5 separate regions of the Homo sapiens genome follow, and all the other regions are linked to region 4. The links are chromatin loops, found by intact Hi-C in ENCODE. Cell type or tissue: tibial artery. All regions are shown on one strand. Each heading gives the region's core, and the rest is flanking DNA. Links, peaks and the distances in the headings are about the cores only.

Region 1 (5,840 bases), core at 448-5,447, 410 kb after region 4:
TTGTGCAGAGTACGAAAGAGCATCCCACAGGTTCTCATCAAAGCAGGTACCAGAACTCCATGCCACGTGCAGGGAGGAGTGCTGGGAGGAGGAGGGCTGGGAGGAAGAGGGCTGGGAGGAAGGGGCACCCTGGCTCTGGGCTTGGCCTTCTGGGAGGGCCCTAAGGATAGAGCATCAGTGTCCAAGCACAAGACATGCACACACGGGGAAGGAGCCAGGGTTTACAGGGCATCCACCCTGTAATGTGGTGGGCTGTGCACTGGGGGACCGGCAGTCCAGTTCATACCTGCAGGTGTTCAAAGATGCAGAGTTGCCCAGAGTGTGGGGCAGCGTACCATGGGGGGCAGGCAGGAAGCTGGCAGAGGAGATGGCAGTGAGCTTGTGAAGAGCCCAGAAAGCCATGCTAAGGGGTAAGTGAGCACACAGGCCATTGGACAAGGGGGCCTTGGGAAGTTTTAAGTGGAACTGCCAGACCTCCATTCCTACAGAGAAGTAACTAAGAGCTCAGCTCTTGAGATTCCAGCTAGAACATATTCCAGCTAAACTCACGCTGCTTCCACAGGCAGATTGAATATGTGAAGCAGCAAGGAAGCCAGCCAGCCAAACAGACTCCAGAAGGAGATTTGGCAGAAGCCCATTACCCAGATGCATACACTCATGGAGCACTAGAGGCCCCAAGGATGCAGCCCAACCCGCATTTTAGAGATCAGGAAACTAAGGCCCAGACCAGGGAAGGGAACTGATCTAGTTCTTGGAGTGTGCCCGGCACCACCTCCAGCTCCAATGCACGTCACAGTATCCACAGGAAAGGTCAGTGTAAAGAAGGAGGCTGTGTGGCCCTAGAACACCATTCCCTCTTTGGTCCTTTCTTTCCTTATCTTGGAAGTAATTAGATCAGTGTTTTCAAGGTCCTGAGAAGTGTACTGCTAATAGTGTCACTTACTGGGCCCACTGACTCAGACCATGAATCAGAATGTGGTAAAGTATGCCTGGTAAACTAGATGATCCTCTGAAGTTTTTTCCAGCACTGGCTTATCATGAGCTTTGCCTACTCTTCCCACCCCTTGCCCCCATTCCCACAAATGTCTCCATTAGGGAAAGCTCCTGCCTAGGGCTGAGTTCCTCCCATTGGCATACCCCAGTCTTCTGGCCACAGAGGCAGAAAGCTGGCTACCGGTGCCCTCTCTTGATTGTTCTGGTCTGCCCTTTCTGCAGCAGTCCTCTTAGGCCTCAGGTTGGGAATCCCTGCTGTGAAAATCCATCCTTTCTCATCCCCAGAATAGCTTACAAACAAACCACAGCCAGGTAGCCCCCCAGGTTCCTTTGCCCCCACCAGCTGTATACCTTTGGGAAGCTCTTAACTTCTTTGAGCCTCCTTTCTGCCTGTGTCCAAGTGAGGAAATTACACCAAGTGTGTTGAATCTAGCTCACGCAAACCCAGATTCTCTCCATCTGCCCTGGACAATGGGAAGTGATGTCTGGTCCTAGGTTTAGCTCTGCACAGAGAGGTTAAATAACTTGCCTAAAGCCACCCAGCAAGTTGGTGGTGGGTCTGAAGCTACAACAGGGACTCCCAGACTCCTGGAGGGGCCCTACCTCTATACCATATGCCTCTGAATAATGAATTCCCAGGGTCAATGAAGTCATGTATTTACCTGCCCATAGCAGATGTTCAATAAAAGGATATCGTAGGCACCTTCTCAGCACTTCTTACATCCTTGGACCAATTGCCACAAAAATGGGACTTCTTTTAGATACACTAATGAGAAGTTTGGGAGGCATTTGAAGATTTACCACTTATATTGTCCATTGTTTGAGAGTGACCCTAAGGGTCAGTGCTACTAATTATGTGTAATAGTGACTTAAAAAAAACCTACCTGGCCAGGGGCGGTGGCTCACACCTGTAATCCCAGCGCTTTGGGAGGCTGGGGTGGGCAGATCACGAGGTCAGGAGATCGAGACCATCCTGGCTAATATGGTGAAACCCTGTCTCTATTAAAAATACAAAAAAAATTAGCCAGGCGTAGTGGTGGGCACCTGTAGTCCCAGCTACTCAGGAGGCTGAGGCAGGAGAATTGTGTGAACCCGGGATGCGGAGCTTGCAGTGAGCCAAGATCGCACCACTGCACTCCAGCCTGGGTGACAGAGCGAGACTCCGTCTCAAAAAAAAAAAAAAAAAAAAAAAAAAAAAACCTACCTTGTCCGGGCACAGTGGCTCACGCCTGTAATCCTAACACTTTGGGAGGCCGAGGTGGGCAGATCACAAGGTCAGGAGTTCAAGACCAGCCTGACCAACATGGTGAAGGCCCGTTTCTACTTAAAAAAATACAAAAATTAGCCGGGCGTGGTGGTGCATGCCTGTAATCCCAGCTACTCGAGAGGCTGAGGCAGGAGAATCACTTGAACCTGGGAAGCGGAGGTTACAGTGAGCCGAGATCATGCCACTGTACTCCAGCCTGGGCAACAGAGTGAGACTCTGTCTCAAAAAAATAAAAATAAAAATAAAAAAACCTACCTCATAGGTTGTGGTGAGGAGTAATGAGATGATGCATTTAAAGCCCTGCTTAGCTGATTCTGAGCTGAGCCCTCTGCCAGGCCTGGTGAGGGAGCCCAGCCGACCACCTAGCATCAGTGTTTCCATCAGAGCCTGGGTGAATTTGTGGAGGCCCAAGACATATCCCTCAGGACTGGGAAGTTGCATCACTCCAGGGGTACAGGCACCCGACACTTCCATTTTCACAGTCACAGTGCTGTGGTGAGAAAAGAGGCCTTGACTCCCGGGCCTGCCATGACCCTCTGGGTGAGTTTGGCAAGTTCCCCAGCTGGGTCTGTTTGCCCACCTACATAGTGGAGGCTTTGCCTAGACCGGTGGTTCTCAGTGTGGGGTCCACGGACCACCACCACCACCAGCATGTGGCAACTGGTTAGAAATGCAAATCCTTTGTCCCTCTCCCCTATCCCAGACCTACTGATCAGACTCTCTGGGAGTAGGGCCCAGCACTGTTTTATTGAGTCCTGATTATGGTTCGAATGCATCCTTAAGTTTGAGACCCACTGGCCTAAATGGTCTCTGAAGTCCCTTCCTCCTCAAAAATCCAATCATCTAGGTGAAATCTGGGTTACAGAGACCACAGCATGCTGGTAGGGGGTGGGATATCACAGCAGAGTACTATGTAGCCTAGGGGTGGCTGGTGGGTTTGAAAAAAGGCAGGAGCAGTGGGATGTGGAGGGGAAGAGGGTGACCCCACTTCCCTTCTCCTCACTCCCAGGGGCTCTCCAGCCTTCCTGTGAGCACAGGTGGGAGGACTGGATCTGTCCTCTCTGATCCTCCTCTCACAGTGCCTGCCAGTATTCATGGGAATGTCCTTTTCTCTCCTGCTCTGCCCCTGGAGAACCATTTTGAAAATGAGAGCTGGTGAGACCTCTAGTGGCCAGGAGACACCAGGAGCCTAGGACCTGCACCTGCTGTCCTAGGATTACGTTAAACAGGGTTTAAATCTGGCCATCTTAGGGAGGACACCTGGACTCCACATCTGTTCTAACCTCAAAGCAGAGCCTGAAATTATAGGCAGATGCTCCACCCAAGCCACACCTGCAGGGAGGAAGTAGGAGACTAGACACAGAGCTTCCTGGCCCCTATGGCCCCACTGGGGAAGGCTGCGAATTATCCCAAGAGGAATTCTTGCAGCCCAGCTGCCTATACCTCAGCCACCTTAAGCTGGTTTACCCAATGCTCAGTGTTTATGAAAACAACCCCCTGATATCAGTTTTCCTGTCAAGACCACCAGGAGGTGTGTGGAATCTAGCTCACACAGACCCAGGTTCTTTCCATGAGCCCTGGACAATGAGAATTGATGTCTGGCACCAGGTTCAGCTCTGGGCAGTGAGGTTAAGTAACTTGCCTGAAGTCACCAGCAAGTTGGTGGTGGGTCTGCAGCTGGCGCAGAGGCTCCCAGACCCCCAATAGGTGCAGGCGCCCCCACCCTACACCATACCTTACCTGTGAATAATACCACTTAAACCCTGCAAAGTTTTGCCCTAGATTAGGCTGCATTCTTTTCGCACCTGGCTCTTTTGTAAACCCTGAAATTGTCTACAGACAAAGAGGAGAGCCCAAGGCTTAGGATAAGAAACCACCATGCAGGAGGTTTGAACAAGGTGTGCCCAAGCTTCTATAGCCTCCCAGATTAGTGCCAAACACAGACAGATCTCAATAGCCCGGGGGCTGGGATGGGACCAGGGACTTTGGGCCAAAGCATATAGATGAACTGGAGGGAAAGCATAAGGTTGCCTGGAGAGAGTGGGTATGAGATTAAAGTGCAGTCCAGTATCAGCAGAAGTCGCTGCACTATCCGAGGACTAAGGTCAGAAATGCTGACTTCTGGCGAAGTATCTTCCCAGTATGTGAGATAAACCCCTAATAGAGTGGGAGTTTCATGACTCTGAGCTCGGGTATAAAAGGAGTTTGGGGGAGTGGGGCTTTCAGGACACTGCTTTTTCCGCATCCCTTTAATCCAGGTGAGTAACCATACCTGTCTAAGGTGGGGCAGCAGTTGAGGGTAGATCTAGCATGAGACCTATTTCTGGGGTTTGACTCCATGGCAGTAGGGAGCCTCGGCTGGTTCTGGAGAAAGGGGGAGCAAAAGGTTAGGAATGGCTCCTGGTGTTCCCTGCGGGACTGACCCCCAGTCTCTGCATTGCAGGCAGGACAAGCTGAAAATCCACATGCGGAAGCACACAGGGGAGCGGCCCTACCTGTGCATCCACTGCAACGCCAAGTTCGTGCACAACTACGACCTCAAGAACCACATGCGCATCCACACGGGCGTGCGGCCCTACCAGTGCGAGTTCTGCTACAAGAGCTTCACGCGCTCTGACCACCTGCACCGCCACATCAAGCGCCAGAGCTGCCGCATGGCACGGCCCCGACGCGGCCGCAAGCCTGCTGCGTGGAGGGCCGCCAGCCTGCTCTTCGGGCCCGGCGGCCCGGCCCCCGACAAGGCGGCCTTCGTGATGCCCCCTGCGCTGGGCGAGGTGGGCGGCCACCTGGGCGGCGCAGCTGTGTGCCTCCCGGGCCCCAGCCCCGCCAAGCACTTCCTGGCAGCGCCCAAGGGCGCCCTGAGCCTGCAAGAGCTGGAGCGGCAGTTCGAGGAGACACAGATGAAGCTGTTCGGGCGCGCGCAGCTGGAGGCTGAGAGGAACGCGGGGGGCCTCCTGGCCTTCGCGCTGGCCGAGAACGTGGCGGCGGCGCGGCCCTACTTCCCGCTGCCCGACCCTTGGGCCGCCGGCCTGGCCGGCCTCCCTGGGCTCGCCGGCCTCAACCACGTGGCCTCCATGTCCGAAGCCAACAACTAGGCTGGTCCCTGTCGGCTCCAGCCCACCAGCCCTCCAGTCCTTCTCCCTCCAGGCCCACTCTACCCTACCCCATGGATCTGAACTTTTCATTTTAAAAACACAAAGGGAAAATGGGAAAATAATAATAATACTATCAGTGATGGCATTTTCCCGGGCTCCTAAAGCAGCTGCCTCCTTTTGCTGGTCTGAGACGGGCATCTTTTCCCAAAAGGCCAGGAGCCCGGGCCTCCCTCCCTGTCTCTCTGGCTCTCATATAGAAACTTGCACCGGCCCATGCCACAAAGAACTGGGTGCCCAGGGGCACTTAGGAGCTGGGTGAGTCATGAGGGGTCAGGGGGTGGTTGGCCTGGTGCCCAGCCAGCCACAGCAGGAGGAGGTAGGGGCTGGGCATGCACCTTGGTTAAGCCCCACCCCCTATGGCAAAGTCTCTGCCAACACTCCTCTGAGGGCTCATTTTCCAGTCTCCAGTGGCCCCGGGGTCTTTT
Region 2 (5,840 bases), core at 432-5,431, 220 kb after region 4:
ACTATAGCGTTGCAGAAGACTTCAGAAAGAAGGGTTGTTTTTTTTTTTGCTGGATCTTGAGGGTCACATAGGATTGAGATTGGGATAAAAGGGGAGGGCATTCTAGGTGCTTAAACCTCTGGGAGCAATTCCACTGAGGCTATTGGGTTGTGATCAGTGGCGCTGGAGGTTGATACATGGGAAAGGACTTTCACTGGAAAGTTTAGTGTTGGAAGGAACTGAGCGGAGATAATGACTGACTGATGTGGATGGAACTGACCCAACCACCCTCAAAGGAGAGGCCATTACCACCTGGAGAGGCTCTGAGGTGGCAAGGTTGAAATCTCATAAATGCATTTCTAGAATTTCTCGGCCTTTGGGCTTTGCCACAAGCAGCCTCCCACCCCCTGGCAGCAGCTGATATAATTTACCTAAACATTTCCCTTTATTAAAAAAGCACAGATGAATATGGGACCTATCCCAGAAACTATGAACACCCATTTAAAAACAACATGGCTCTCAACATGCAGACCTTGATTTTCAAAAGTGCTGTCGATTTGGCTTATGTTGTAGCTGCGTTTCTGAGTACAGGTGTTTCACAAGTGTCCTTAACTGCTAGGAAGCTGGGGAAAGCAGGTGGCATCCAGTCAGCTAGAACAGGGGCAGTAATGTAGGCAGTAAGATAGCACTGACTGATTCCAGCTCACCGGTCTTCCTGTTAGGATATCCACTGTTATGTATGCTCTTTGTATTCTGGCTTTCTAGCCTGACATTCAAAGCCTTTTACAATCTGAATTCACCTCATCTTAGTCCATTTTGTGCTTCTGTAAGAGAATACCAGAGACTGGATACATTATAAAGAAAAATTTATTTCTTACAGTTCTGAAGGCTGGCAAGTCCAATATCAAGGTGCTGGCATCTTGCAAGGACCTTCTTGCTGTGTCATCTCATGGAGGAAGGTGGGGGGTGAAGGGAGAGAGAGAGCGTGCGCGCGAGAGAGTGCAAACTTGTCATTTTATAATAAACCCACTCCCACAATCATGGCATTAGTCTGTTCGTGAGAGTAGAGCCCTTATGGCCTAACCACCTCTCATTAGACCCCACCTGCCAATGCTGCATTGGGAATTAAATTTCTAATATATGCTTTTGGAGGGGACATATTCAAGCCATGACATGCCTCTCCCATTCAACATCCTTACTCCCTGCCACCTCAAAACCTGTACTCTTATATACTGTTTCACCTACATGCCCTTCTTGTTTCTGTTGTTTTGCTGTTGCTTATAGCCTTCACCTCCAACACTCAACCAGGGGGTTGGTGTTGATGGTGGCATCAAGATGGCATGCTGTTTATCTGTTCTCAATGAATTGTACATCTTAACTGGGGTACTGGGATAAAACTTATGAGATGTATGCAAATGAAACTGCTGAGAATAATAACTGGCTTATGAGCAGGAGAAGCCATGGAGAATGGAAAGCCCTACTGAATTAACTAGGAGGCAGGAGACCTAAATTTTAGTTCCAGTTCAGCCACAGACTTACTGTGTATGTCTTTCAATTACTGCAAAACTAAGTACCCCAAAATTTCATGGGTTAAAATAACAATCCATTTTATTATATATCATGATTTTGTGGATCAGGAATTTGGACAGATCTTAGCTGATGATTCTTCTGTTCCAGGTGACCTTAACTGAGGTCATATGGTGGTACTTAGCTGGCAGATGGGCTGGTCTAGAGGGTCCAGGATAGTATCACTCACAAGTCTGGCATCTTGGCAGATGTGTTAGTTTCTCGGGGCTGCCATAACAAAGTATGACAAAGTAGGTGGCTTAAAACAACAGAAATGTATTTTCTGACAGTTCTAGTCTGAAATCAAGGTATTAGCTGGGCTCTCTCTTAAGGTTATAGGGAAGAATCTTTCCTTGCCTCTTCTAGCTTCTGAGGATTAGCATCAATCATCAGTGTTCTTTGGCTGATGGATGCACCACTCCAATCTTTGCCTCTATCTTCACATTGTCTCAGGATCCTTGGAGTGTTACTTTTCTGGCTGGAAACCTCTGTGGCCAGTAGTGCCTTTGCCTGAGTTTTGCTCAGGCCTCCTGGGCTCGTTTTGCCCACTCAGCCTGGCAGGCTGTGCTCAGCTGGCACTACTGGCCTGGATCCCACGCCTGCCAAGGATGAGCCAGGTGTGGAGCAGCGAGGGGTATGTGAGCAAATGAGCATGGGGTCTGGCCACTGTGCACAGCTAAGCATGCTGGCTGCAGCAGGGTGGGCAGCACCAGGCACTGGCACAGGTACCAGCTCCCTGCAAGGCTGTGCCGGGACCAGACCCTACCACAAGAAGCTTACATGGCTGGCACTGGGGAACTTGGTGGTGCCTGGAACCGCAGAGCCCTAAAGAGGGTGTCACAGCCCTGGCTCAGGGAGCTCCTTGGTCTGGGCTTCCCAAAGGGCCGCAGCTCTTCTCTCCTTCTCTCTTCTCTCCTTTTTGGTGCCTGCAATATAATGAGCAAGGGGCATGCTTCAGCCCTGTTTGTGTTAAAGCTCTTTCAGCCCCACCATCGGTGGGTCCTGAGTTCTTGTCCTGCATCCAGGAAGAATGAAGTACGTGGACAAGTGAAGGCTGAGCAAGGCAAAAAGGTGCTCTGTTAAGCAACAGAGCAGCTCAGAGGAGACCCACAGCGTGTAGTTCCTCTCCACAGGCAGGTTGGCCTGTTGTCTGCTCAGCTCTCAGCAGAGAGGAGACCCACAGTGGGTAACTGCTCTCTGCAGGCAGTTCATCCTATTATTTTCTCAGCTCTCAGTAGAGAGTACAGTGGGTAGCTCCTCTCTGCAGGCAGGTTGTCCTGTTGTCTATCCAAGTCTGGCTGAGACCAGGGTTTTTATGGGCTTCAGAGGGGAGAAAGTGCACTCTGATTGGTCTATGGGTGGCCATGGGAGGGTCCAGAAAAAGCACCATAAGTTCTCACTCTGGTCTGTGGAAATGGCAGCCTGGCCCCCAGGCCTCAGGCTGTCCCTGGCCTGAAGGTGGGGTTTCACCAGGGACCTGCACTTTTTACCCAGGAGCCTGTCTGCCTCCTGCTACCATTAACCGGCCATCCACAGTGCCAGTGCGCCCAGGCTGTTAGTGCCAAAGGTGCCTGCAAGCCTGCACCAAGCCACCCTTAGCACCCCTTCAGACTCCCTCCCGTTCTCCTTGGCACCCAAAGTCCAGAGGGGGCCGAGGCAGCAGGGGTCTGGTGTGTCAGTTCTGGCCTGAGCATGCACATACCCAGCTGGCTTGTGACAGCTCCCAGGCTTGGCCACAACTTTGCTCCAAAATCAGAGTGGGCACCAGGAGCAGGGAGAGGCCAGGCAGCGGGAGCAGGCACTTCTGAGCCTGTAGGGGCAGGGGGCTTTCCGTGCAGAGATGCCTGGGTCTGCACTCTCACTCTGCACCTTCCCCTAGCAGTGTTTGTTAACTCTTCCTCTATGGCGCCATGCTGCTGGCCTCAGGCTGCCCTTTCGCCTTGGACTATCAGTAGCTGCACAGCCCCACCCACTGGCAGCTCACATCCTTGCACCAGATGTGATGATGTCTTCACCTCTTCCCATCCTATGTCCATCCCCTTCCAGCATGTTCAATTCCATTCTCTTCAACAAACCTGAGCTGAGCACCAATTATGGCCAAAAATCTGTCCCAGGCATGGGAGCAGCACACCTGTCATGGTGCTGGGAAACTTCTAGGAAGATCCCATAGGCATCATTTTAGTTCAGTGGCTTTATTTTTTTAGGGGAAACTGAGGAGCAAGGAAAAGGAATACACAGGGATTCCGTCTGAGAGCTGTGTTTAAGCCCAACTGTCCTGTTCAGGCCTTGCTTCCAGCTCCCAACCAGCTTCCCACTGGGTTGCTTTCAGCTAGGTTGGGGCAGACATCCTGCAAACACTGCTGAAACTAGTCAGCAAGAATCCCTGAACAGGGGATAAACCTTGCTGTGTTGGGGAGAGGACTGGTGGATGAAGCTTTCAAGCCTTCTTCAGGGGAGTGTTGTTTGATGAGCCTGTAAGAAGGAATGTTGATTCCTGCACTTAGTTTCTCTTTTTGGCTAATCTGCACAAAGAAACATTAATGATTTTAATTATGGGGTTGGGTTAATACATCATGTAAATGATTTTATTTAGAAAATGCAAACTAATCCCCTTTGCAGAAAGGCTCTGCTTCGAGGCCCTCCCACCTGTTTGCCTCACTGGGCAGGAGGGAGGGAGGTGGGGGTGGCTGCCTCCCAGGCAGCCCCCTGCTTCCCGGAAAGCAGAGCCTGCCAGACAACCTGCAGGGCACATTCCCCACCACGTGGAGGCCAAAAGGAAAGCCTTGTTCCCCCTTGGCCACCCCCTCAGTGCCCCACACCTGCCCCGCTCCTTGGACTGAAGGCCTATGAGGGAGATGGACAGTCAGGAAGGCTGTCCAACTCCCCCACGTCTTCCTCGGGCCTCCCTGCAGACTCTTCGACAATTCCCGCCAACAGAGCTGATTATTCCTCAATTTGTTCCAACCTGGAAATAAAGACAGATAAAGTGAAAATATTCTGGGAACAATGCCAAGCCAAAGGCATTAAATTATTAAGCGATCTCTATCTGAGTAATGGATTTATGCCCTTTAACAACTTTAAAAGAAATATAATGTTTTTCATACCCTCTTTTAGGGAACTTCTTATAAATGAACTGTCCATTTTATTAGTATTAAAGGAAATGGGGATTGAATCAGAGCTTCTAGGGCAGGCGATTATCTGCAGATTTCTCCTTAGAGCTGGGAAAATTAACAACATGGAATTATCCACACATTTTTTTTAAAGGGCACTTTACAAGATATTGTACAGTAAATTGGAAAATGTATAACTATCCATCAAGGTAAATCTTGGGAATAAAATAATTAGAAACCACACAACCATGGCCAGGGAAGATTAGAGCTAAAATTAGACTGTGTGGCTGTTTTTTGAAGTCACCAGAGTGGGTGCTGATGGTGGAATGGGGCAGGAAGGCTGGTGGCACACAGCTCAGGCAGAATGTCGGGGTCTGGGGCAAGCTGCCTGGGCGGGCACGTGGCAGGGGGAATCTTGGCATTTTGATGAGATTTGAGCGGGACGAACATGCTGTTTTGACTGGGATCTGGCACTGTCTTGTTTTTCCGCCTCCCTTCCCATGACCCCGGCTGTCTTCACCTCCAGCCTCGCACAATCCTGCCGTGCTTATGTTTCCAGATGGTTCGAGGCTCTGTGGCTGCCACTGGAGAGCCAGCTGGAGTCCTTTTGTGAGGGAAGGAGAAGAGAGAAGGGAACAGAAATATCCTTGATGTTAAAGTCTAAAGTGAGAGTGTGTTTGTGTATGAGAGGGTGTGCACACCTGCACAAGTGGGGGCGTAAGGGTGCATGGGGGTGTGTTCATGTACGAGTGTGTATGAGCACGAGTGTGTGTGTGTGTGTGTGTGTGTGTGAGAGAGAGAGAGAGACAGAGAGAGAGAGACTCCCTCTGAGCTGAAAGGCCTCTGGTTTTTGCTTCTACTCAGAGCCTCCTGACTCCTGGCATGCAGGGAAGGGTTGTGGGCAGGCAGGGGGGCGGCAACCACAGTGGGCAAGGACTACTGCCCTTCTTCCTGCTGCAGCCTCCACCCTTGGCAGCCACTCTCAGGCTGGTGGGTGGAGCAGTGAGGAGGGGTCCTACTGGGGAGGAGGATGCAGGGGTGAGAGACAGAGAGGCCCAAGAGGATGTGCCCCACCCATCCGCAGCAAGGCCAGCAGTGCCATAACCTTCTCTCATAGCAAGGACCCAGTGCTGTCTGTGCCAGGCAGATTGCAACATCCTCCTGGCCAGAGGCAGGCTTGGGAAG
Region 3 (5,840 bases), core at 484-5,483, 280 kb after region 4:
CCTTTGCCAGCTGGGTGACCTCAGTCAAGCTACTTGACCTTTCTGTGTCTCTCTATTTTCATTTGTAAAATAAGGACAACAACAATCCCAACTTGGTGGGATGTAGGGGGTGGGGGCTCGTGGTGAGGACTAAATGAGTTAATATGTCTAAAGTCATCTGAACAGTATCTAGTATACAGTAGGTGCTTAATGTCTGGAGCTCCTTCCAAGTGCACAGCACTTACAGTGGTTAAGTTATTCACACTCTAGGTTATGCTGAGCTTTCTGAGAGATCCAGAGAAGGCAGGGAGGCCCATTCTCTGCATTCAAGGGGCTTACTAGCCTTTACTTAGAGATGCAAAAAAAAGCGCTTATGAAACAACAGCCAACAAGAAAATGCATCATCCAAGTGCTGGAGGGGTCCTGGTGGGTTAAAGAAGGAGGATCACGAGGTAAGCACTTGATCTGAACCATGGGTAGACAGGGAGACAGAAGGGAAATCTAGCAGATGAGTATGTTTGTGTATACATATGTATGTGTGTGAGTATGAGTGGTGTTGTGACTGTGTGTATGGGTTAACATGAGAGTGTGTGTATGTGCATGTTTGCCAAAAGAGCATGAACAAAGGCTTACCCTGGAATGAGAAGTCTGAGTCTTCAGCTCCCCTAGGCAGCACCACATTTTGTGGTTGTGTTGCGGCCACATGCTCCTCTCCCGCTTGTTGCTGGGACCGGGAACATGCCTGCCTGTGAGTCCAGGAGCAAGCCCTTGTGCATAACCCGGGGTGTGATTAATTTAATTATTTCAAAAGCCCCTTTGGTATTTCATGAGGGTCATGCCCCTGGCTGTGGGCTTGAATACAACTGCAGCAGGTTTCAATAAAATCAATTAATTTAATTTGATTTGGTTTTATGTACTTGGAGTTGGTGCCTCTTGAACTCAGTATGAAAATTATTGCAGAATAAAAATGCATATTAGTACTCAGAGCCCACTGTCCTTGGACTCTTCGTGGAGCCTGCAGTGCTGATCACAAAGGCAAATCCCCTCTGACCTGGCAGGAGCCTCCGCCAACTGTCCACCTAGTTAACCCCCTCCAGCTCCAGACAGTGCTTATGGCAGCTCCTGGGCTGTTTGGAGTGTTCTTCTCACTTCCCAAAGCACTTTCTTATCTGGTAGTGAAGCTAAGGCATTTCCATTTTGCATTCGTGAAATGGACTCAAAGAGACTTTGGATGGCCTTGGTCACTAGCTTACTGGTTTTTTTGTTGTCCCTCTTAATGAAACTAATTGAAGCAATATGGTGCAGTGGATTGAAAGGCAGCTCTGCCTCTCAAGAGACACATGAATTTGGGCAAGTCCTTTCACTTCTCTGGGCTTTCTTTGTCTGTAAGAGGGCTGGACATCTGCTTGAAAGGCTGATTCCAGCTGTCAGAATCACACAATCAGTGGGACAGCTGGTCTTCCTGAGCTACTTTGGGGAGCCTGTCCCACTGTTAAGCCCCACTCCATTTCCATTTCATCCAAGAGGGCTCCCAGCCAGTTCATGGAATGGGTGATGGGATTGAAGATGGGCCCTGCACTCTCCAGGAGTGGCTTCTCCCCCACATTGCTACGGATCAGAGCAAATGTTGCTTTCAAGAAGGGAGGAGCTCAGGGGCCTAGAAAGCATCTGACCAGCCCACTATTTTACAGATGAGGGAACCCAGCTTCAGAGTCACACAGCCACTGTCCAGGGCCATGCTCATGCCCAGCCACATTCACAGTTATTATAAAGGGGGGAGATTTTGCTCAGGGCTCATTTTCCAACTGTCCTTTTCATTCTTTTCTCCTGTCAGGATGGGAGAGAGATGGCCAAGCCATCTTTGGGGCCTCTCCAATAAAGCAGATGCTGACATCAGTCATTCCAGCGCCCCTACATCCCTTCTCAGGCCCAGTAGCTGCCGCTTCACTGAGGACCAACGGGCCCCATTCGGAAACATCCCCCACCAGTGCCTGACATCCCACCCTTAGCAGTTTCATTCTCCTAGACAGGAGGGCCTGCCCTCCCTCAGCCCTTCCTACTGACTGCATGCTGAGCATGAACGTTCATCCTCCTCAGTGACATTTTTCTCCCATAGGTCTTACCTGCCCAGAGCTCTTCTGTAGCAGAAACTGAGCCTGTCCTCTCCATCCTGCGTCTCTTATTTACTGAGAGGCACTATTGTGTGCTGAGAACTGCCCTGGGCACTCCCTGTACATTATCTCATTGAATCCAGCATTGGCCCCGGAAGATGGGCATTACGGTCCCTATTTTCCTGTGGGGGAACTTCAGCTCAGAGAGGAGACAGAATTTTACAAGGTCACACACAGCTATGAAGTGACAGGGCCAGGATTCAACCCCACATCTAACTCCAAGACTCTTGGACCATACCATGTGATCTCCCTCGTGCATAGGAGGTGCTTAACAGATCCTTAATGACCATGTAGCCAATACATCCCTCTGCCAAACCCCAAATGTGGGGGAAGAGGTAATAATAGTAACAACTGTCTATGAAGTCCCTATTATGTGCCAGGCACCAAACCGCAGCACTCAGTGAGGTGAATACTATTACTATCTCAATTTTACAGATGCAACAACTGAGGCATAGAGAAGTCACTTGCCCAAGGTCACCCAGCAGGTAGGTGAGCTGGGCTTCAGTGCGGCCCTGCCTCTGAGGTGGAGTCCCTGCCTCCACTGTTGCTGGATCCTCCTTTAGCTCCCCGTGGCTCTGTTTCCGGTAGAAGGTAGAAGGCTGCAGGGAAGGAGGCTGGGGCCAGGGGTGGTGTTTGCGCCTCGGGGACGCCTGCAGCTGGCACTGCCCTCCACCCAGCTGATAACTACAGCCGGGTCTGGCACGAAGCCCTGCCTGGAGGTGGGCGGCCTGCGGCGGCGGGGGGTCTGGCTCTGCGTTCGCCCCTCTCAGCCCCGCCTCGCCCCCTGCGGGGTCAGTGCGGGTCCCGCCCGCCCGGGCAGGCGCCGGCCTCTCAGGCGGTAACCGGGTAACCGTGGGCAGGGGCGGTGCCGCGCCGGGCCGCGGCCTCCCGGGGAGGCGGGCGGGTGGGGAGGTCGAGCTGGAGCGATGTGAGAATGCGGAGGAGAGGCCCGGGAAACAGGCTGCGGCCGCGGGGAGGGGCGCCCGGGAGGAGGGCGATGGCTCCCGCAGGAGGAGAGAGAGGCCGCGGGGGCGCAGAGTGGAGGGAGAGGGCGGGGCGCCCGGGAAGGGGCGGGGATAGAGGAGGGGCCTCCGGAGCGGGGCGGGGCTGGGGCGGGGCGCCCGGGCCGGGCCGGGCCGGGCAGCCGAGTGAACGCTGCAGGAAGGGGGCTGCGGGCAGGCACGGAGTCCGGGGCGCTTGTGGCCGGGCGGAGCGGCTGTGGTTGCTTCATGTCCCGGATTCTGCTTTCTCAGAGGTCAGGCGAGTGGGGCCGGCAGGGAGAGAAAGGTGGGCGAACCAGTCTGAACAGGCCGGGCAACTGGAGGAGCGTGGGCCCGGCGAACTGGGGTGCTGCCCAGCACCCTCTACCCTCACCACGCTCGGGAATTTTTCGTGAATCCGCCCCGTTGGTTTTACAGTTTCCTCTCATCCCGGCCCCACCCTGTCTCCTGACCCGCCCTCCCTTCCTCCCCTCTCTGAGCTGGCTCTTCCAAGGGATCGGTTAGCCAAAGGGAGGCACCAGCTCTTTCCCTGGACTCTCCCACTCCCAGCCCTCCTGGAGAACTCAAATCTTGCACGTGCTCTTTCTCTTTCCCTGCCCCCGTCCCCCAGGCCCTCTGGGTCTTGGTGAAGGAGACCTTGAGTCAGCCCAGGAGGCCCTCCCTCCCCCACAGCCCCCTTTAGGGTCCCTTCTGGGTCCCCCCCACCTCCTCCAGCCCCAAGCACCCAGGGCCCACAAGCTGCCAGGCCTCTGCTGGCAGGCAGGGAAGACCCAGGCAACCTTAGAAGGGTGGGAACCACACCCTTCTCATGGCTGTGTGCGTTTTGCTTGAAGGTGTCTGCAATCAAAGACGACCCCCCACTGCTCCCCCGGCACTGGAAAAAAAAAAAAAAAAAACTTGTCTCAAATGGTGGAATTCCAGATGCAGGACCCCAGATTTGGGGGATAGGGAGCAGATATTTGGGACAGGGGAGGCCTTTCAGGGATCCCTCATATCACATCAAGAAGGCCACCTGGCCCCCCTCAGACTGCCACTGCCCTCTCAGGTGTCTCTCCCTGCGGCCAGTTCAACTTCTCACTCATCCCAAGGCTGTGAGTTCTTACATTTTCAGGTAGCAAACAGGTGCCCTTACTATGGCAAGGGGGAGATTGGTAGGTTGCTGAGCTTGTGTTTTCTACAAGCTTGGAGCTCTTTGATCAAGATTGCCACTATTTATACATCAGGGATGTTATTTAATAGATCCAGGATCTTTATTATTTAACCGGGATCTTTAACAGCTGGACCACAGGCATCCTCAGCCCAGTCCTGGGTTTAATAGATGAGGCCCTTGAGACCCAGAGCGGGAGATGACCTGCCCAAGATCATACTACTAGTTAGTGGCAGAGCTGGAACTCTGACTAGCCTCCCAGCTCCTCATCCCAGCGTGCCTGCTGTTATACTGTGCTTTAATTTTAGGGTAGCTCCATGTTAGGGACCTAGCATAGCACCTATGTGGCACAGAGTAGTTGCTCAGTAGATACCGGTGAGATGCATGAACAAGCCCTCAACAAGAGGACTGGATTAATGCATCTTTTGGAAGAAGTGAGGCTTCCACAGTGCTTGGGATTCTAGCTCCTTGTCACTGAGTGTGCTAGCGAAATGTTTCTCTAGGGTAGTTGGCCAGCAGTGACCCCCATCGGAGCCTGGCATCATCTTTGGTCACTTCAAGCAAGCCCAGTCATTGTGCGGGAGGAGACTGTGGGTCTGGAGGTGGGTCCGAGCATGAGCCAAATTGGCAACTCCAGATCAGAGCGATTAATGCTGTGACTCTTTTCCATTCATTACCCTCAACCAGTATCTGAACAGGTTGCAAAAGACCAAGGCATGTCTGTTCCTGCAGGGGTTCTTGTCATCCTGCGGCCCTGCCAGGCACTGTGTGAAGAGACCACAGCCCCACAGATCCAGAATCTCTGGGGGCTGGAGGCCCCCTGGGCTCTGGGCTGCCCAGCGCTCTGTGAACCTAATGTTCATGCCTCTGGGGTCCTGCCTGCTGGGCATTGACTACTATGGCATGTGGGATGGGGGCAGCACTTTGGTAAAAAGTAAAAGTAGGAGAAATTCAGGTCATTCAGGCTACTATTACCAATTTTAATAAAGTATTTGGAGAAGAAAGAGGGTAAAATGAATGATTAAAATAATATTTTGCATGTAGTAGAAGTTCAGGAACCTCACTGATTTGAAACTTAGGAGAGTTGAGCTTGGCTTTGGTAAAGTTGATCTTTGCACCATCTGTGGACACAGAGGTGATGAATGAATTAGTGTAGGCATGATTTGTAGTAGCAAGAAAGGAACATGCATCTGACTTTCTTGTGATGATGAATTTTGACCAGAAGCAATTCAGCTCCATTCATCTTGGTAAGCCTTTTTATGGGCCACCTTCCAAGTGCCAGGCCCTGTGCTAAATGTCCTGTAAGTATTACTTTATTGAATCCTCGTAAGATCCCTATGAGGTAGGAATTATCATTTTTCCCATTTTAAAGACAAGGAAACTGAGGTTGATTAAGTAGAAGACCACCGGGATTCACACTAGAGCAGTCTGACTCTAGGATCGGTGTGCTTAACCACCACATGTGCAGGTATTTTATGTGTTAGGACAAGGGGAATAGAAAAGGAAAAAATAAATAAATAAGCCATGACCCCTACCCTTCCA
Region 4 (5,840 bases), core at 520-5,519:
TTCCTCAACACCCTTTTATGTCCCTCTCCAGGACACACTGTACCCAAGGAAAATCAGTGCAGTTTCTTGGGGGGAGGGATTTTTAAGTGGGTTTGGTAAAAGCAGAGTCCAGGCTCTGCCCCAGAAGGATCTTTAAATAGAGCAGAGGAACACTGTCAGGAGAGAATTCGCTTACGCTTTCTATTATTCATTTATATTGGGAACATTAACGGAATTAAGCTTTGAATAAAAAGGACTCTATTTTCAGAATAGTCCTGAGGACAATTAAAGGGCGGCATTTCCCTCCAGAGAGCTGCCATCAAACCATATGGCTTCATTTTGGAAGCCACCAAGTGTTCAAGTAATGTGGTGTAGAAATAAAAAGTGAAAAGAGGTGCTCCTGCCTGCAGCGGGAGAGAACTCAGGCTGGCCACCCAGCCTGTTGTGACTTCATCCTGCCTGGGGCCAATTCCCAGGTGCCTGGAGGTAGAAAGGTGGGCAGTGGTGGTGTAGGGAGCCTGGAGTGCTGTCTCCCTTACTGGAGGTCTTTTAGATGGTGCCTCCAGTTTTTAGGTTAAGAGACGTCTTTCCTGGATGTTCCTTGCCAAAGCTATTTCCTCTGTTAGGCAAGCCAGCATCCTTCACAGATCCACACTGATTTTGAGCACCTATTTCATGACCAACAGAGTTCTAGGAGCTGGAGACACAGCAGGGAGCAAAACAAAACACCTGTTCACACCGCACGTCGGGGAGGCAGACAGTTAGCCAAGTCAAATCTGCACGTACGGGTTAGTGATGGCAAGGCCACTGAGAAACATAAAGCAGACCAGGGGATAGAGAGCGATGGGGCAGTGTTCTGTCACCTGCGGGGAAGTCAGGGAAGGCCCCTCTCATTATGAGACCCTTGGGCAGAAGCCTGAAGGAGGCAAGGCTGACCAGGCAGCTCTGAGGGAAGTGCTCCCGGCCAAGGGAACAGCAAAGGCAAAGGCCCTATATTAGTCCGTTCTCACACTGCTGTAAAGAACCACCTGAGACTAGGTAGTTTAGGAAAAGGTTTAATTGACACATAGTTCTACAGGCTGTACAGGAAGCATGACTGGGAGGCCTCAGGAAACTTACAGTCATGGTGGAAGGAGGAGGGGAAGCAAGTATGTCTTACGATGGCAAAGCAGGAGAGAGAGCGAAGAGGGAAGTGCCACACTTTCAAACAACCACTTCTTCTGAGAACTCCCTCACTATCACCAGATTGGCAAGGGGGAAGTCGGCCTCTATAATCCAATCACCTCTCACCAGGCCCCTCCCCTGACATGTGGGGATTACAGTTCGAGGTGAGGTTTGGATGGGGACACAGAGCCAAACCATATCAGGCCCCAAGGCAAGAGAGGGCTGGCATCCTGGAAGAGGGAGCTGGGAGCAGCCACAGAGGTGTGTGTGTGGGGGTGGGTGGTGTGGCGTGGGGGGTGGGAGTGGTGGGAGCTGAGGTCAGGCTGTAGGACCTGGCAACCTGTGCAGAACACCTTGGATTTTACTCTCAGTGGCATGGGAAGCCATTGGAAGGCTCTGAGCAGAGGAGAGACATGATCTGATGGGTGCTTTACAATATCACTCATCAGCCATCATCACCTTGGGTGCTGCATGAAATGAGACTTGAGAGAAGGGCAGGGGCTGGAGCATGAAGAGTGTTAGAGGCCAGATGAGGGAGCTGGGCCTTCATCATGAGGTCAATGGAGAGCCATGGAGGAGTTTAGAGGAAGGAGTTAGTCCTCATCCTTATCTTGGAATAGAAGGCTCTAAGCACAGAGAAGTGAGGTCACCCTTCCCGGAACACACATAACTGGATAAGGTGGCTCTGGGATGGAAACTGAGGTCTTCAGATTCCTATCCTCGTTACTATGAGCTTTCTCCTGAATAACAACAGGAGACATTTACTGGGCATTTTCTCAGATACCAACCCACTTATCTTTCAAAACAACCCTGGAGGTAGGCAATATTATGACTCTCATTTTACAGACAAGGACCCCAAGGCACAAAGGGGTTAAGGAACTTGTCTGAGGTTACATGGCTAGAAAGTGGTAGAGCCGGGATTGGAACCCAGGCAGCCTGGATCAGGAGTCCGTGGAGTCAACCAGTGTGCTCCAGGGCCTTGCTAAGTCCTCCAGCCATGTGAATAGATGGGTGGGAGAACCGGGACTAGTTTCTACGGTGTTTGCGGAGCCGAGTCAGCTCTGTACCTGCCTGTACTCAGACCCCCATACTTTTCCTGCATCCTTAGTCCATTCCCACTGAGACCCCCACTGCAGTAGACATCGAAGGAACAAGAAGCGCAGCGGAAAATTAGACGCAAGAATTGCCTCCCCAGGAAGATATTCAAAGCTGCTTCTTAACTTGTTGCGCCCCCAGATCCCTCAGATCTTGAGTGCCCTGGGGAGCCGCCGTGCCCTCTCGGCCATAAGCAGAACACAGAGCGGCGGCCTCTTGTGCGGTTTGATCATGTGAACCATCCCGGTTGAAAAAATGAAGGGTATCGAATTAGGAATGAAAATGATTCTTTCCCCAAGCTCTGAATGCACTCCAAAATCCCTAGGGGGAGGCTTGGGTTTGTGTTGGCAAAGGAGGAGCTGGTGGAAATGTCTGCAACTCAGTCTCACGCTTCCTCCTTCTCCCTGACTGATTGCCTTAACAGGCGCCGAGGCTCTCCAGCCGACAGGCCACCAGAGGGCACCCACAGACAGGGCTGGCAGTCTCGGGCGGGCAGGCGGGTTAGCGTCCTCTGAGAAGGCCGGGGTCGGATGTCGTGGCACTGCAGAGAGAAAAGCATACACAGGAGCCGAAACACACTGAGCAGGCCCAGGACGCGAGAACGTGGATCTGGAGCCACACCCAGCCCGTGGCCTTCCCATGCAATGGCTGTGACAACTCTCCGGTTCTGTGGCCTATGCACCAAAACAATACCTGTGGGCTCTGTCTCAGTGTCAAACTGGGATTATGTTTTTGTTTCCAAGATTAATTTGAAAAAGGTGACTGGGCATGGTGGCTCACGCCTGTAATGCTAGCACTTTGGGAGGCTGAGGCAGGAGGATCCCTTGAGCCCAGGAGTTCAAGACCAGCCTGGGCAACATAGGGAGATCCTGTCTCTATTTAAAGTTTTTTTTTTTTTTTAATTTTGAAAAAATAATTTAAAAAGAAAAAAGAAAAAGGCAAGTCCTCTGTAGATGTGTAAAGACCACAGCTAGAAGTGACTACAGATACTACTTTATTAACCACCATGAGGGTCAACTGACCCAGGCCCCCAAAGTTAATTATCCAAACCCTGGCGACATTGGCTAGTGGTGGTTTTAGCCCAAACATACACATATGTACCCACATCTCCCATGTGTTTATCACACTGAATGAGAATTACCTCCTTATTTACATGGGGACCTGAAGAGCAGGAACCATATCCTGTGAATCTCTGTTCCCAGTTGAACTTTAATGTATGTCAAACATATATAGAACATTTGGTTCCATTTCTCCAGCAAAGCCTGGAAGACAAGAAACATGATGCTTTTGTGGATTCCAAGTAGAGAAAACCTTCCTGTTCTGTGGCCTGGGATTATTTCCAACTAGGCAGGTCCATGATTTTAGGACGGCGGTCAGCAAACTATATACCTAAGCCAAATCTGGTCCGTTGCCTGTTTTTGTAAGTAAAGTTTTATTGGAACACAGCTATGCACATTCATTTACTTACTATCTATGTCTGCTTTTGTGCTACAGCAGCAGGGTTAAGCAGTTGCAACAGAGACCATATTGCCCCACCTACACTGAATGTTTGCTCTCTGGCCCTTTACAGAAACAGTCTGCTGACCCCTGCTGGAGGAGGACACAATAGCAGCCTTGGGATGTGGCTGGCAGGAGAGCTCCTCCTTGCTTCACTGTGGTGATGGTGGGGCCAGCAGAGCCCCCAAGGGATGCTAGCCATGCCTTGGGTGTGCTATGGGTATGTGAAATCTGCTTCGTGGGGACAGCCTTGCTGAGAAGCCAAGGGTCCTGCACAAGTCCTTCCAGTTCTTGATACCCAGCTGCAGTGCTAGAGTACCTGTACCCTAGCACAGCCTGGGAGGGTCTGGACATCTTAGATCAGCTTCATTCTCTCTCTCTCTCTCTTTAAACATTAAAAAAAGAACATTTTATTGAGATATAATCCACACATTTAAAGCATAAACTTCAGTCCCTTATCTCTTAACCTACTTGTCTTGTGACTCTTTTCCCTTTCGTTTCCTTAAGCTACACCTGTATAAACTTGTTCCCTGCAAAGATTTCAGTGAATTTATTCACAATCAGGTGTAAGTGACGAATAATAGTAGGATCCCTAGAATCTCAGGATGACCCATCCCATGTTGTATGCTTTTGTCTCAGGTAGAGTTTTTCCCAAGTACACACTGGGATGGAGTTTGGGGTACAGAAGAAGACATCAAACAGGGAGGCAGACCAAACAAAGCCTTAGCCAGCCTAGCTCTTGCCTAGATGTCCAGGCTTCTGTGCTTGTCCAGACCTCTCTCAGTCACCAGATGCAAGTGCCCCAGGAGAGGAGGCTCCCTGCAGGGGAGGCCAACCCTGAAGAGCTGACCCTGGAGGCTTTCTGCGGACCACACTCCCCACAGCTGGATAGCGAGCCCTTCCCTGAAGGGGATCTAGAAGCTGTGTTTCCATGTGCACCTCACCCTTTTAAAGGATCCCATAACCCAGTGACCCTCCAGCACCCCACTGATAGGAGGACTCTCCCAGGACCAGGGCACCCTCTTTCTACAGAGGCAGCCCATCCCCATTTCACAAGGTGCTGGGCTTCCCTCTGCTGAGCTAAAATCTGCACTCCTAAAATGCAGGAGTGCTAGTCTAGGTTCTGCCCTTTGGAGCTACACAAATCAAAAACCCATTCCCATGATGACTATTGGGAGCATCTCCCAGCCCACTCCCATCCTGATCTCTCCATTCATTCCCCATGTGACATACGTCCGTGATCTCTGTCCAGATCATTGCTGTTTAGTCCAAATCCCTCTGACATATGGTTCCAGCTCTGAATGCAGTTCTCCAGGAGGCCTGCTTAGTGCTGAGACTAAGTCCTTCTTGCTCTGAAGGACACAGTCAAATCACAGTGTTGACTCAACTGAAGTTTACCAAAATCCTCAGCCACCAGCCACTGCTGATCCAAAGAGCCACGGACTGTCCTGCTGTAATTGACTCTCAGACACAAGTAAAGAATTTTGTATTTGTCTCAGTTTTTTTCTAACTTTTAGCCCCTTCCCAAGGGAATTTGCATTTTAACAGAAAAGGATGAATATCTGAGAAGGGATTCCTGGATGGATCAAAAGATGAATTTTCAGCCCTGGGTGTTCCTGCAAACACCCACAGATTAGTGCTTATTAGTGCTTCTTTTTTGTTTTTTTGTTTTTGTTTTTGTTTTTGTTTTTGTTTTGAGACGGAGTCTTGCTCTGTCACCCAGGCTGGAGTGCAGTGGCGTGACCTTGGCTCACTGCAACCTCCACCTCCTGGGTTCATGCCATTCTCCTGCCTCAGCATCCCAAGTAGCTGGGACTACAGGTGCCCACCACCACGCCTGGCTAATTTTTTTGTGTTTTTAGTAGAGATAGGGTTTCATCATGTTAGCCAGGATGGTCTCAATCTCCTGACTTCATGATCTGCCTGCCTCGGCCTCCCGAAGTGCTGGGATTACAGGCATGAGCCACCATGCCTGGCCAGATTAGTGCTTCTTAAACCCGTTTCAGGAGTATGTAGCAGTTCATTACAGGAAGCTCAAACAAGCTTCTTTTAGCAAGAAGCATCCTCCTGGAGGGTCACTTTATCCTAAGATTTGGGGACAAAAA
Region 5 (5,840 bases), core at 357-5,356, 110 kb after region 4:
GTGTGAGCTGTAGAGGGCCAAGTTGCTGGGAGGCTCAAGGTCAGCCTAGCCTCTCCCAAAGCAGTGGCTGTTTATCGCAGCCAATTTCTTTGTGCCTGAGCCGCTCCTGTTAACTAGGAGCCTCCACATTCTTGTCTTTCTTATTTATCACTCTGTTATCTCTGTGCTTTCTCCTCTTCGACCCTCCTATGAGGGAAGAATCCAAAGGCATGATTGTTCTCCTCTTCTCCCCATCCCCCCATAGCAGGGCAAACAGGCCAATGTCCCCCTCCTCCTTCCCATTCCCACTCATCCCCCACCCCTGAGGTGACTTGGAAGGAAGATGAAATTAACCTAGGGCCAGGGAGCTTGCTGGAAAGAATGATAATTGGCTGTTTCATTTACTTACGGTGTGATCTTTAGCAAGCTTCTCAACCTCTCTGTGCATCTGTTTCCTAGTCTTTCAAACACCCCTCCACAGAGCTACTGAGAAACTAAATGGATCCCCAATGGATGCAAAAGCAGCTTGAAGAGAGTCTAATCATTATATATGTGTCCCTTCCTTCTTTTGCCACTCTCACTCCTATCTCTGGGGCTTCCCCTTGTCTGCAATGCTGGGTGTCCCGATGGATGTTCTTCGTCTGCCACGGTCTCTTCTCAGCAATGGCCCACTGAGGCCTGGAGGAGCCCATGGTTGGGGTGGAGCTGAGAGTCACAGCCAGGTGGGTACCCCAGGAGCCTACTCTTTTCACCCCCAAGAGATGGGGGCTGTGCCTGCTCAGAGATGCAGGGCTGTAGCCACCTTGGACTTGTCCGGAGATGGGCAGACCTCCAGGCTGGGGCAGGCTGCTTCAGCCAGAAGGACTTTGGCCCCTCCTGACACAGCATAAGGCACAATCTTGGCTATGAAATGTGATGGCTCTGTGGAGCCGGTGTCTCTGTTCCTCATCTCAGCAAGGTTTGTGTTTCCACTTTTGTCTCTCACTCTGAGATGACGAACTATGAAAAGATGTTCATCATCAGCCATAGGTGGGGTGTCCTACCTGGACCCCCCCCCCCCAACAAACTACAGAACACCAGAAGCCTTGCTTGGGAGATCTGGGATAGAAGAGTTAAGGAATGTTCCACATAAACGTGTCCTTGCACTTCTATATACATCTCACATGCGAGAACATGCATCTCCTTTCTCTTTCCTGGGGTGATGGAACAGCGTGAGGTTCTGTTGGTCAGTCTGGGCTAAACTCTGAACGATGGCTAGGGTTTGGATGCAGGATTAGAAGGTGAGTCTTTCAGGCAGATGAAATGAAATATGCTGAGGTAAGAAAGGAATGAAGGGCGTGTGTGTGCATGTGTGTGCGGTGTGTGTGTGTGTGTTGAGGCCTGGGCCTGGGTTGGTGGGCAGGACACTGTCAGTGAAAACCCTGGATGAGATCGAGTTGGTATAGTCATGAAGAATTGCAGGCCCTAATAATAAAGAGAAAGAGAAGGATGGCTAGAATTTTCGAGAACAGCTAAAACCTGGACATGTGTTTCTGGCCCTGGTGGGTGATGGAGCCCTCTGTTCTTCCTGCAGATCCCCTCTGAGCAGCTGGGAGCTCAGAAGCTCTGTCCAACCCTGAGGAGTGGGTCAGCCACAAGAGCAAGAAGTGATGGCGTGGAGTCCACCCAGGGCCTGAGGCATGAGCAGAATCCACGCCCATTAGACCTGGAGCCTGGGCGTTTGGGGCTGCACTGCTGGGGAGATCCAAGAAGAATCAATGCTTTGGCCCCTGGTGACATGTACATGGTGTAATGACAGGTAATGAACCTGAGGCTTGTCTATCCTTTATGAATGATATGGCAGGTAGGAGAATATATCAGCTTGCAGTAAGCATAAAATGTCAACCTGTGGGAAGATAACTATGCAAACAAAGCACACTAAGGCCTGATAAGATGATAGATGGATGCTTTATAGTTATTAGTTTCTGCCCCATGTGCTTGCTGGAGCCAAGCACTGGAAGATTTAGCATTAGATGGGTTCACTTCCTATGCCTTATGGGAAGGCCTGATGCCTTTATGGACATAGCATGTCGTATTTGAGGAGCTCAGAGTAACAAATCAAGAAGTCATTATTCCCCATCAGCTTCTGTGGGAAACAGGGAGTTCATGCCAGTGGAGAAACAGAGGGAGCGAGAAGTGAAGAAGCTCTTTCATCGTGTCCATGATGTGTGAGGAATAGACCTGGAGACCTCAGTGGTTGGGAAGCCTTTAGGTCTGGTTCAGATATGTCAAATGACAGGTGTGGTGATGGATGAGTCCTGCTTGTTAAAAACAGAAGGCTTTTTGTCTTGCCATTCTTTCAAGAATGCCCAGGCAATTAGCAGATGATCAAAGGTGGATGAGGTAATGAGTAGGGGTCTGGAGAGGACAGTAGGGGCCTGTCAGATACCTTGGGTCTAGCAGTTGATTCAGGGAAGTCAGCCAAGCCTGGAAGCATCAAGCAAGTCTCTAGGGCCTAGAAGGCAAGGCCTTGAGACTAGAAGGACAGGGGCCAGCCAGTAGGCTGGAGACCCCAAAGGTGGGTTCTGATCCAATGGCACAGCCTGTTCCCATGGATTTTCTGGTCTTTGCTGTGTGCGTCATATGAGGTACCACCCTGGCAACTTCCACCGTGGGGAAAATGGTAGGCTGGGGTGGAGGCAAAAATAGCTTGGGGCCTTGGGAAACTGACCAAGGCAAGGGGAGAAGGGCCAGTGGCCTGGGGCAGGAGGCCCAAGAGGGTGTGGTAAATTCCTTTTCAGTACAGGCCAGTGTCAGGGTCCCCAGGGTCAGAGCCAAGGGATGGGGAGGAGCAGAACATTAGGACTTCTGGGTGGCCTTGTTCTAAATTAGGCAGAAAGGATAAGTTGAAGAAGGAATCTAGAAAGCTGAGCCCAGCTCTAGGAAGTGGATCAACCAAAGGTGCTAGGTGGGCTCGGAACTGGACTCCTGTCTATATAAGGAAATGGAGAAAGAATTGAGCTCCAGGGTCTCTGGCAAGGGGTAGTCAGGGACTGGCTATGACTGGAGGGGCTGAGCTAGGGAGCTGGCTTAAATATGACCTGTATGTACTGGCCCTAGGCTATCCCCAGACCCCACCTCTCAGTGGGGCAAGTGGTCTGTACTTCTTGGACTTGGCTGGGGACCTGGGCAGGGCTGAAGCTGGGGAGCATCCTGGGGGACTGGGTAGGGGCAGAAAATATCCAATCCTGGAGGTAGGTGGGTGAGGACTTTCAAGTTTGTAGTCTCAGGAGGCTAACGGGCAACATGCCTCCTGATGAAGACCAGAAAGAGCCAGGGACTGGGTCTGTCAAGCGCTCTTCTCCTATGTTACTAATGTTTACTGATTACCTGTTGTGCACCGAGCACTGTGCTCACTGCCGGAAATGCAGAGAATGAGCTGCAGTTTGCTTCCACGGGAGGGAGTGTGGAGCCTGGTCAGGCCTCTGGAGGCTTCAAGCTTCTATCTTCAAAAACAGGGACGATACTATCTCACTCATAGACTAGTGGGGAGAATGAAATAAAGTAAAACATGTAACACACTTAGGACAGCAGCTGGCACCATAATAAGTGATCGGTACATGTAGCTTGTTTCCGTGATTCTGCTTTTGGAGAAGCTCACAGTCTGGTGGGGGGTGAGAGCCAGGAAGGCTGGGAGAAGTGCCTTCTAACTTCCAGGGATTCTGACTGCTAACAGGGTTGGGGGCCTGGGCTTTGAAAACTGGTTATCAGAATTTCTCTGGCCACAGAAAATGTGGTTTTAGGTGGACCCTACCACTCGGAAATGGTGACTGCATTTAAGTGCTTTGGCAGTTGCTGGGCACACAGAAAGACTGGAGGCAGGAGGGGTGGGTCCAGGAATTTAGAGAAGTGTTGAGAAAAGAGGACATTCTCCGAATGCTTGGAGAGTCTTGACTCCTTGTCTTCCAACTCAAGGGGAGGGGTGTGCAAGAAGCCAAGGCAAGACTTGTGACCTGGAGTGAGGTGGCCCAATAGCCACTGGGGCGGGCTTCAGATGCAAGCCACGTGTGTCATTTTAAATGTGGTAGTAGCAGCATTTAAAAAAGTAACAATAAGCAAGTGAAATTAATTTTAATGATATATTTCATTTCACTCAGTAGGTCTAACATATTATTTTAACATGTAATTAGCATAAAAATTATGAATGAGATATTTTACATTCTTTTCATACAAAGTGTTTGAAGTCTACAGTGTATTCTGTACTTGTAGCACCGTCTCAGTTTGGACCAACCACATTTCAAGTTGGCTAGTGGCAACTGTGTTGGATAGCACCAATCTAGACTCTAGAATATCTTGCCAAGGAGCACCCAGGGGCCAGGGGTATCCTGACTAGACATCAGGATTTACTATGAAATGTCTATAACGAATCCCTGGGGACATTCTCTTGAATAATAAGAGATATCTTGAATCACTTATTCTAGATGGTGACTTATGTTCTCTGGAACCAGCCCTGACTCCAGGTCTCAGCAACTGGATTCAGGACTCTGCCGCTTGCTGGGTCTAGGACCTTCAGGCGGTTCCTGAAGGTCTCTGAGCCTCAGAAGCTTCCCTGAAATTGGAACTAATAAATTCTATCTTGCTAGGTAACTATGAGGACTAAATAAAATAATGAATAATTGCCCCGTGACGATCAATTTCAAGAAGTAATTCTTCTTATTTTCCTAAATCAAATAAAAACAAATTTGGGTTTTCCTATTGGCTAAGTTTGGCAGAAAGTTTCCTAACTGGCATTTCTGTAGTTCTGTCTCCACTCTCCCTTTGCATGAGAACCGGGCCACTTTGCAGGCCAGCACAAATAAGGAGGGGTGAGGCCTGGGCCTTAGCCCCTGGTGGTGACAGCTGCCTGTGGTGCCCCTTTATCCAGACCTGTGTGGTCAGCTGGAGGAGGCAGCCCCCTGCAGCCAGCTGGTGCTCTATCTATGCCAGCTCTGCCACAGGGGAAGCTAGAGTGCCCAGGCCACCATCTCTAGGGGGCCGACAGCACCGAGGCACTGCACTCCAGTGGAGTGAGGGTTGCCAGCCACTCCAGGTCCCAAGTCATCCCACCTCTCTTGGGATCCAACCCAGGGATCCTTCTCTAAAAGCTCCATGTCCTTCATCCCTCTGTCTCCTGCCTCCCAGCCTCAGTCTTTGAAACAAAGGCCTGTTCCTACCTTACCATGTCCCCTTGCTTTTCCCAGAAAGAAAAATTCAAATAACTTCCCCTTAGGGTAGGGAGTTCAGATCTTATTGTCACGAAATATGGCTGTTCTTTTTGGGACTGGAGGGAGTACACATTTTATTGTCCTGTGAATGGCAGCTCTGGCCACTGCCCTATGCCCAGCCCCATCTGAAGAATGAGTTAAATAGCGCCTGCCTTCTGGGTTTTTTCAGAGCCTCAAATGAGATAGTGTATGTGAAGGTCCTTTATAGAGTTATCAAATGTTATTGAGACTCTTAGTTCCCTACCTGGGGGTGTTTTCGGGTCTGGGAGCTGGGTTTGAGGCTGCAGATTTGATTTAAAAGATGCCCCTTCTCTTGGCATCTCATGGCAGATGGTGCTGCCATAGGACTCAACTAGGTGTTCCCATGAGGTGCTCCCCCTAGGTGCTCTATCCCCCGGGGTGAGTGCCTCTGAATTAACCCCTTGCCTCCTGTTCTCCTTTGGGAGAGGGGAAGGATCTGGGTGTTGGTGGCAGCAGTAGGTTTCCCTGACATCTTTACTTTCCCTCAGCCTGTTGTGTGTGGGGGGTCTCTAGCCAATCCTCCTGAGTTTGGAATCCACCTAGATTATTGTGAAAGCTCATAATCCATCCTTCCTGGGACTTGGGAGCATGCCATGG

Evidence for each region. Hi-C counts contacts between places; a loop is a spot of excess contacts. Peaks named below come from ENCODE experiments on the same cell type or tissue, not always from the same donor. Only the 100,000 strongest peaks of a DNase experiment are listed, where the experiment ranks them.
Region 1: it touches region 4 in a loop (8-fold over the local background); 99 of 110 quality-filtered maps call a loop at or near these places.
Region 2: it touches region 4 in a loop (5-fold over the local background); 53 of 110 quality-filtered maps call a loop at or near these places.
Region 3: a loop joins it to region 4, with 4 times the contacts of the local background. A loop is called at or near these places in 6 of 110 quality-filtered maps.
Region 5: a loop joins it to region 4, with 2.2 times the contacts of the local background. A loop is called at or near these places in 31 of 110 quality-filtered maps.

What each region holds. Positions count from the first base shown.
Region 1 is chr18:48,028,775-48,034,614 of GRCh38, reverse strand. It overlaps ZBTB7C (zinc finger and BTB domain containing 7C), which reads left to right. Exons shown (of 5, transcript NM_001318841.2): 5 at 4,704-5,840. The coding sequence ends at 5,355. Among named protein-coding and RNA genes, the nearest start is that of SMAD2, 100 kb to the right of the region's middle. In tibial artery, for the core only: a CTCF peak has its summit at 3,428 (motif pointing left); DNase peaks (open chromatin) are centred at 694, 3,434 and 4,824; H3K27ac peaks cover 835 bases.
Region 2 is chr18:48,228,355-48,234,194 of GRCh38, reverse strand. The region is part of intron 2 of ZBTB7C (zinc finger and BTB domain containing 7C); the gene reads left to right. Among named protein-coding and RNA genes, the nearest start is that of ZBTB7C-AS2, 21 kb to the left of the region's middle. In tibial artery, for the core only: a CTCF peak has its summit at 3,476 (motif pointing left); no DNase peak of the experiment used is centred there; H3K27ac peaks cover 845 bases.
Region 3 is chr18:48,159,143-48,164,982 of GRCh38, reverse strand. All of the region lies in intron 3 of ZBTB7C (zinc finger and BTB domain containing 7C), which reads left to right. ZBTB7C-AS1 (ZBTB7C antisense RNA 1) reads right to left here and starts at 2,267. Exons shown (of 5, transcript XR_001753437.2): 1 at 2,103-2,267. RefSeq lists a silencer at 3,148-3,347. In tibial artery, for the core only: no CTCF peak of the experiment used is centred there; DNase peaks (open chromatin) are centred at 2,662, 3,282 and 3,692; H3K4me3 peaks cover 1,523 bases; H3K27ac peaks cover 3,238 bases.
Region 4 is chr18:48,443,644-48,449,483 of GRCh38, reverse strand. No RefSeq gene overlaps it. Among named protein-coding and RNA genes, the nearest start is that of ZBTB7C, 37 kb to the right of the region's middle. RefSeq lists an enhancer at 3,652-3,946. In tibial artery, for the core only: CTCF peaks have their summits at 2,703 (motif pointing right) and 3,821 (motif pointing left); DNase peaks (open chromatin) are centred at 2,667 and 3,843; H3K27ac peaks cover 1,628 bases.
Region 5 is chr18:48,334,111-48,339,950 of GRCh38, reverse strand. ZBTB7C (zinc finger and BTB domain containing 7C) reads left to right here. Exons shown (of 5, transcript NM_001318841.2): 2 at 1,553-1,777. Among named protein-coding and RNA genes, the nearest start is that of ZBTB7C, 72 kb to the left of the region's middle. RefSeq lists enhancers at 4,381-4,881, 4,882-5,382. In tibial artery, for the core only: a CTCF peak has its summit at 3,418; a DNase peak (open chromatin) is centred at 3,850; H3K27ac peaks cover 5,000 bases.